2 separate regions of the Homo sapiens genome follow, and region 2 is linked to region 1. Evidence: chromatin loops called from intact Hi-C (ENCODE). Cell type or tissue: A673. All regions are shown on one strand.

What was found. Peaks named below come from ENCODE experiments on the same cell type or tissue, not always from the same donor. Only the 100,000 strongest peaks of a DNase experiment are listed, where the experiment ranks them.
Region 2: it touches region 1 in a loop (2.3-fold over the local background); 1 of 110 quality-filtered maps calls a loop at or near these places.

Annotation. Positions count from the first base shown.
Region 1 is chr11:39,373,276-39,377,275 of GRCh38, reverse strand. No RefSeq gene overlaps it. Among named protein-coding and RNA genes, the nearest start is that of LINC01493, 730 kb to the right of the region's middle. In A673, a CTCF peak has its summit at 1,964 (motif pointing right); a DNase peak (open chromatin) is centred at 1,945; H3K27ac peaks cover 1,423 bases.
Region 2 is chr11:38,392,791-38,396,790 of GRCh38, reverse strand. No RefSeq gene overlaps it. Among named protein-coding and RNA genes, the nearest start is that of LINC02759, 250 kb to the left of the region's middle. In A673, no CTCF peak of the experiment used is centred here; no DNase peak of the experiment used is centred here.

The sequences.
Region 1 (4,000 bases):
CCAGGCGCAGTGGTTCACGCCTGCTTCATGATTGGGAGGCCAAGGCGAGTGGATCATGAGGTCAAGAGATTGAGACCATCCTGGCCAACATGGTGAAACCCCATCTCAACTAAAAATACAAAAATTAACTGGGTGTGGTGGCGTGCCCCTGTAGTCCCAGCTACTTGCGAGGCTGAGGCAGGAGAATCACTTGAATCTGGGAGGTGGAGGTTGCAATGAGCCAAGATTTCACCACTGCACTCCAGCCGGCAACAGAGTAAGACTCTGTCTCAAATAAATAAATAAATAAATAAATAAATAAATAAATAAAAATTTAAAAAAAAGATTCTAAGACAATTCTAACTCCGTGAGATCTGAAAAGCGATGAACAGAAATAACATAGCAGGAGGTGCTCGTTTTAAGTTTTTTTAAGACTGCTACCTTTGACAACCCAATTAACCCATTGTTTTTAACTCAGAGCTTAAATATTGTAAGATTAATAGCTCGTACTCATTTTGACTACCATTTTGCACATTATTTCATTTAATTCCTTAAAGTAATCCTATAAGTTTTTATGCACCTGAGGAAATTGAAGTTCAAGGATCTAAAACAACATTTCCAGAATCATAAAGCTCCAAAGAAATAAAGACAGAATTTTAATTTAAACCCTCAATCTTTGGAGTTTGTGCTTTTCATCTAATATCTTATTATCTTTGTTTTATAAATACAATAGAAGTAAGACTATCATAGGGACCTCTCTAAAGTTGGAGAGTTTTTTACCTGTTTATTATATTTAATAGACATTTATTTTCCTGCAAACTTGGAAACAAAATTTTGATATTTATTACATTTTCTGGCAGGGCATTGGAAATTTTTGAAGAGGGGTCAGACTGCTTACTGGGAATTTTATTATCTATAGGAAGGAGAGTTAAGCCTTAAAATATACAACTATCTCTTTTATAACATTTAATGGAAATGGAAGAGACATAATAAATAAACACATATTTCATATCTTTTGTATACTTTATAATATTAAACCAACTGCAGATGTGAGGATGTCTTGAGAAAAAAAGTGATCACTATGATTTCTGTTACAAAGGCATAATTGGGATCGGAAGAGTTGAAGTGATGACCACAAGATGGTAGAGCAGTAAGTTCCAGGCTAGCCCTTAGTCCTGCCTAACTGAACACATTATTTTTTCTATTTGTAATCATTGATGGTAGAAGTAAAAGAGTAAGAGCTACTATGCATTTATTGATATAGCGTGTGTGTTAGGTTTACTGTTGCTGCCATTTTTTTGTAAGGATATTGAACTATCACTCAAATATTAATATAAGCATGAATAAGTCAAAATAAACAAATTTTAAAATACATATGATTGACACTACTCTAAGCCAGAATCCTTTACCTGCAAAAGTAAAAAACACCAAATGGCTTCAGAAACTTGTAGATAAATAAGTCAGTGCAAAGTCTAAAATTAAGTTGATATTTGTGTAAATTCACTAAAATGCTCAATAATTCATTGAGCAGCCTTCTTAAAAATATGATTAAAACAATCCAGTAACTTAGGAATAGCAGAATCAAATATACAGTTTAATTGAAGGCTATGAATTCATATCCCTCATCAGATGTGTAGTTAATGTACATTGAAATTTTTGCGTAAGTGTTCTGATTCAGTAAAAAGAATAGAGTTGTATTTAAAATCACAACTTTTCTAACGATTACATAATATATTGAATAAAGTAGCATTTAATCCCTTTAAGCCTCAGTTTCTTCTTCTGTAAAACAAGGATTATCTACACTGCAATATCACAACTTAGGATAAAATGAGGATGCTTATCATGTACACCCCTTACTCCTTGTGATGCATGATACTCAGCTATATACTTCACTTCACTTCGATTTGTGTCTCCACTTTACATCTTCTAGCGTCCCACAGGGCACATCTGAGGATGAATTAACACAGCTCACAATATGGATTTCCACCAATAGGTGGCACTAGTGATTTCTTTAATTTTCATTTTCAAACAAAATGAGAGCATTTATATTTAAAGTTAACAAAATATAGTCCCTTAATACAAGAAAGACTAAGAAAAAAAGAAAATTCTGATTACTTCAACTTTCTGCTGAGAAACAATAAGAATTCATGCAGACCATCTTTCACAAAATTTTACGATGTAAATTACATAGATGGTGATTGGTGTCTTATCTTGGAGAATACGACCTAAGATGAAAAAAAAAAATTATATGTGTATATGCGTAATCTCATAAGACTAGAGAAATACTCAAATATTTATGCACCCCGAGTATTAATTCTTAAAAGAAGCTGTCTGTAGACAATATTCTCTGTTACTTTCTTCATTTTGTATTCCTTACTACAATGATGTCTACCTTAATATGGCAAATTATTTTTAATGTCAATAGACTATTTCTTTTGCCTGATAACATGGCAAGCTAATGGATTTTGCAAGAAAAAAATCACTATAAAATGTCAACAATTGATAAATACTATAAATATTCAAAGAAACTGTCTCACTGAAGTTCTGATATATATCTGTTAATATCTCACTCTGGATATGACAGGCTGTTTTTTTCTTTAAGAAATCAGGTTAAATGTAAATTCAGCTGACAATATCACCTAATAAGTTTCATGTTGCTATGCATAAAAGCCAGTGTTTTCTATTACAATAATAAAATGCATATCTCTATTATGAATAAGGTACACCTAGCTCCAGGCAGGGTTAATATAACTGGAGCAATTTCCATTCATCATCATATGAAATTATTTTACTCAACACAAATAAAAATTAATTCAGTTATTCAGTAGAAAGATATTTGGTGCCTGTTTTGTGCCAAGCACTAAGATAGACACTGGAACAACAACTTGAATTAAATAACCTGTTACTCATTCATTTGATTCTACCTGTTGTATAGGTTTTGCAATAATATGTCTGAAAAATTAATCAAAATACATGTTGTATGCCTTGCCAATTTCTATAAAAAATGGGATCACAACAATCTAGAATATTATGGGCATGGATTATTCTAAGTTCTATTACCATTGTGTGAAGAACAGGGTTGGTAGAGAAAAATACTTTCCTTACTGGTTCTCTCTTGGAATTCTTGAGGTTTCTCTATATATTCACTACGGTAAGACCTTGGAGAGACCAGTTTTATGCCTTCAATTTGTTTCTTTTTCCTTGTTCCTAATGGTAGAGTAGTAAAACTCCTGTCCTGTTTCTCATTTTTTTTTTTCCTGGAGAAGACAGCAGCCTGTATCTTATGCATCTTATTTCTTTTTCCTCTGCAAAATTCATACTCAATATAATAACTCAAGAATTGGTGTTATGAAAGTACCAGAGGTTCAGTCTAGGTCCTACTGCTTGCCACACAGAAAGTCAATAACTGAGGCAATAATTATTGCCAAGGAAGAAGCCTATAATTGGGTGCTACAGCTGAGGAGATGGGAGCTCAGACTCAAATCCATCTCCCTGAATTACTAAAACTAGAGGTTTAAATAAAAGGAAAGAAATGCAACAGTGTGGCTGGGTACCTGTAATCCTAGCACTTTGGGAGGCCGAAACAGGTGGATCACCTGAGGTCAGGAGTTCAAGACCAGCCTGGCCAACATGGTGAACCCTCATCTCTACTAAAAAAACACAAAAAATTAGCCAGGTGCAGTGGCACGCACCTGTAATTCCAGTTACTCGGGAAGCTAAGGCAGGAGAATCGCTTGAATCCGGTAGGCGGAGGTTGCAGTGAGCTGAGATGACACCACTGCACTGTAGCCTCGGCTACAGAGTGAGACTTCCTCTCCAAACAAGAAGGAAAGGAAAGGAAAGAAGGAAAGGAAAGGGGAAAAGGAAAGAAAAGGAAAAGAAAAGAAAACAGGAACTAGAGAGGGGCAAGGAAACAATCATGATGAATTTAGGGTTTGACATCTGGATGGGATTGTCTAGATGTGGTGGTCTGGTGAGTTTCAGTTCTTTGATACTTTATTTTTGAGAGACCTAAAGGTCA
Region 2 (4,000 bases), 980 kb after region 1:
CTGGCTCTGGCCGAAGAGACATATACATGGAAGACTAAGTCAATAAATGTTTTAATAGTATAATGTGCTCAATTTATCCCCTAGGGTCAATGAGTTTTTTCTCCAACCAGATTCTGAATCTACAACTTTTTGACAAAAACAGAGATTTGTAAAAATGCCTAGGGATCTACATATTGTATCAAATAAGATGTTACTGAGTAATTAATGCTAACTAAATATTGGTCCTGAAGTCAATCACTTTTTTAAAATATAAATCCCTTTAAGTACTCTGAAAGTAGCAGTGAAAATAAGCAGTTATACTCTGTTTACTTCAGAACTAAAGCAATAAAGTCACCTGCCAAGGTGCCCTTGCAATAGGTCTGAACAAGATCTATTTGATTATTTGAAGCTAATTGCCTTTGTACAATCAACACAGTCCAGGTAACAGTGGTTTATAGTAAGTGATTCAAAATCCAAATCATCATCATCATTATAATTACCATTTAGATACCTACTGTGTGGAAAGAATTTCATACAGATTATGCACATTTTTCCTTAAAATTTTTTATAACAATTCTCCTAAGTAAGAGGGTAATTTCAGTAGAAAATCTGACTCTTGGAATTGTTATGAAGGTTAAATGGGTTAATAAACTTTTTAGCATAGTGATGACATATATTACCTGTTTTTACTATCAAAATGATGGGTGAGTCTACTGGGGCTCAGAAAACTGCTATTGTGGCTTAAATTCATTTAAGATCTTATGATGAACAGGGTATAAAAGAAAAATTAGAATATCGATAATGAATAAAAAAGCAACAAATAGGATAAATCATAAACCATGCAGAAGAAGTGAAAACTTAAGAACTCAAACCACATATGTACTCTATGACTCTATATCCTTATAAACAGTGATATGAGTCTATGACTGGTGTTATAGAATTTGATGACAAGGCAAAGACAGTTAGGTAAGTTAGAATGTAATAAGTTATCAGGGAACCCTAAATCTGTTACTTATATTACAAATATTTGAAACTCTGTGATTTGTATGGCCCCCTTTTTCTGAAGGAAAAGGTAAAAGAAAACAGCTATATATATTCGATCTTCATATCATATGTTACAAATACAATATAGAAGTGGCTTTTGAGATTGCCAAACGTACTATTTTGAACTTGGATGGAGTTTAAAGATTACCTAGTATTTTCTACTATATGTTCCATGGAGGGATAGAGGGATGAAAGGAGGATTTTTCCATGACTAAAAATATTTCCGTGATCATTACTTTCAAAGAATGCCAAATGAAGTATGGTTTAAAATTAATTTCATCATATTTTATTCTATGCTTTAGTATTTCTCAGAGCTATTATAAAAATATGTAACCTGTACTACCTAACAAATAACATGCAATATTTATTGAATGAAATACAAGACACATACATTTTTTTTTTTTTTTTTTTGAGACAGCATCTTGCACTGTTGCCCAGGCTGGAGTGCAGTGGCGCTATCGCGGCTCACTGCAAGCTCCGCCTCCCGGGTTCACTCCATTCTCCTGCCTCAGCCTCCGGAGTAGCTGGGACTACAGGCGCCTGCCACCACGCCCAGCTAATTGTTTATACTTTTAGTAGAGACAGGGTTTCACCGTGTTAGCCAGGATGGTCTCGATTTCCTGACCTCGTGATCTGCCCGCCTCGGCCTCCCAAAGTGCTGGGATTACAGGCATGAGCCACCGTGCCTGGCCAGGATGCATAAAATTTTAAAAGTTCTTTGTGACACTTCAAAAGGGAAATTAATACAAAGACCTTTAAAAACAAATTTGGGCTGGAAATTATTTTTGTATCAGAGTATTCTCCATGACTAATATGCACAAATCACATTGGGGAATGCTGGTTTGGTCAAACCATTTTATTTGAATACGAAGGAGCTATGGCTAATAGAGAGAAAGCAACATGTTTAAGGTCACACTTGTATTTAATTTTTCAGGAAGACTTCCACTTCCTGAAAAACATTAACAACAATGGAATCCACCTAAATGCCCATCAGTAAATGAATGAATAAAGAAAATATGTAAAATATACACAATGGGATACTATTCATCCCTAAGAAAGAACAGAATCCTGTCATTTGTAACAACATGGAAGACTCTAACAGACACTATATTAAATGAAATAAGCCTGATGTAGGAAGACAAACACCATGTGATCTCACATATATGTGCTTTCTAAAAAAGTTGATCTCATAGAAGTAGTGAACAGAATAATGGTTAACAGAGGCTGAGCTGGTTAGTGGGGAGTGAAGGAGTAGGGGATATTGGTTAAAGGATTTATAATTACAATTAGGAAAAAGGAATATTTTAAATGGAATATTTTTAAATATCCAGATGGGGCAAAATTTTATAGAGATAGAAAGTAGGAAAGTCGTTGCCAGGGCCTGGGGGTAGAAAGGAGAGCATAGATGGGGACAGGAAGAGAAATCAATCATGACTATGAATCGTTATGGAGTTTCTTTTTAGGGTGGTGATGAAAATGTTCTACATTTGTGGTTATTGTTACACAACTCTGTTAACATGCTAAAATACACGGGGGTGTACATTTTAAATGAGTGAATTGTATGATATGTAAACTATATCTTACTAAAACTGTTTAAAAAGCAACAACCTCCCCCCAAAATCTTAACTTTTCACAGGTAAGATGCCCATGTTTAAAAAAAAATAACTTTTTCAAAGTGTATTCAGCACTAATACAGCTATTTGAAAAGTAAGACAAATCATTCACGACTTCCATTTCTTTGAAGTGTGTCAATTATCTAATTGTTGCTAAATACCTTGATAGTTATTTTCATATTGTATTATTAAATTTGACAGAATAAATTGAGTTAATAAACATTTAAGTTGAGTAGGTAGAGACACCTACTTTGGCATATCCTATTAGTTATTGTGATGAATTGTCCATACATTTTACTCATTTTTTAAAAATCTAGTACAATAACACTGAATTAACACACTGGATTATTACTAATTGTAATACACTTTTCAAATATTAAATTCTGATTTGTAACAGTTCTAAAATTAGCATATGAAATTCAAAGCAGCCAATGAAATGGAAAATCTTAAGAGCCTAAGAGAGTTTGAAATATGTCATAATGAAATCTTAGTTCCACTTCAATTTTCTCTGTTCCCTGGAAGTGCAAGTTACCAAATCCATTAACAAACTATAACATTGATTTTTCTACAATCCATTATATTCCTTGCATTTTTAAGTGTTTTTCCTGTTCATTGTTATAGAAAATGTTCTAAAAATGAACATTGAATTATTTATGTTGCATTTAGTTCTCCTTAATTCAACTGTTTAAAATTGTAATTGGTATTCTGTTTGGTTGGCATGTATTTAAAATGCTGTCCCCAGATCTAACTTATGAAATATTCTGTTGGTTAAATCAAATAAGGGAAGGAAAGGACTCAAATAAGGTTTTGAAAATACGTATAAACACATGGAATATATTGAAGTCTTTGCTTATTGAATGCAGTTTGCAGGAAACACTGCCTCATTCTGTATACCACACACATACCTATGTTCATCAGAATTCACTAACCCTAGAAGTTAAAATAATTAATAATTAGATATAGACTGATATAATATGAAGATCATGGCCTTTGTGATTAAATGTGTTTTGATTTATATCTTAAATCCATGGTTAATGAAATTTATATTTGAGAATGTTAATTAATAACTGTGAAACAAATTTCCCAATATAAATGAAAGGGTTGGTTTATTTACAATGTAGCTAATAAATATAAAGGAGGCATTTAACTAATGTTAGTTCTTCTCTAGGAATTCTTTCCTTCATAGGAGGGCGCATATTCATTCTGTAAGATATACTAAAGTAACGTGACTGCAGGATGACAATTGCATACAGAGAACGAAGAACACAAGAACCAGGACAAGTAGCCTACATTTTGCATTCTAAATTTATCTTTAGTAATTACATGAATGTGACCATAATTCCATTCTTTTCCAAAATCGAGAC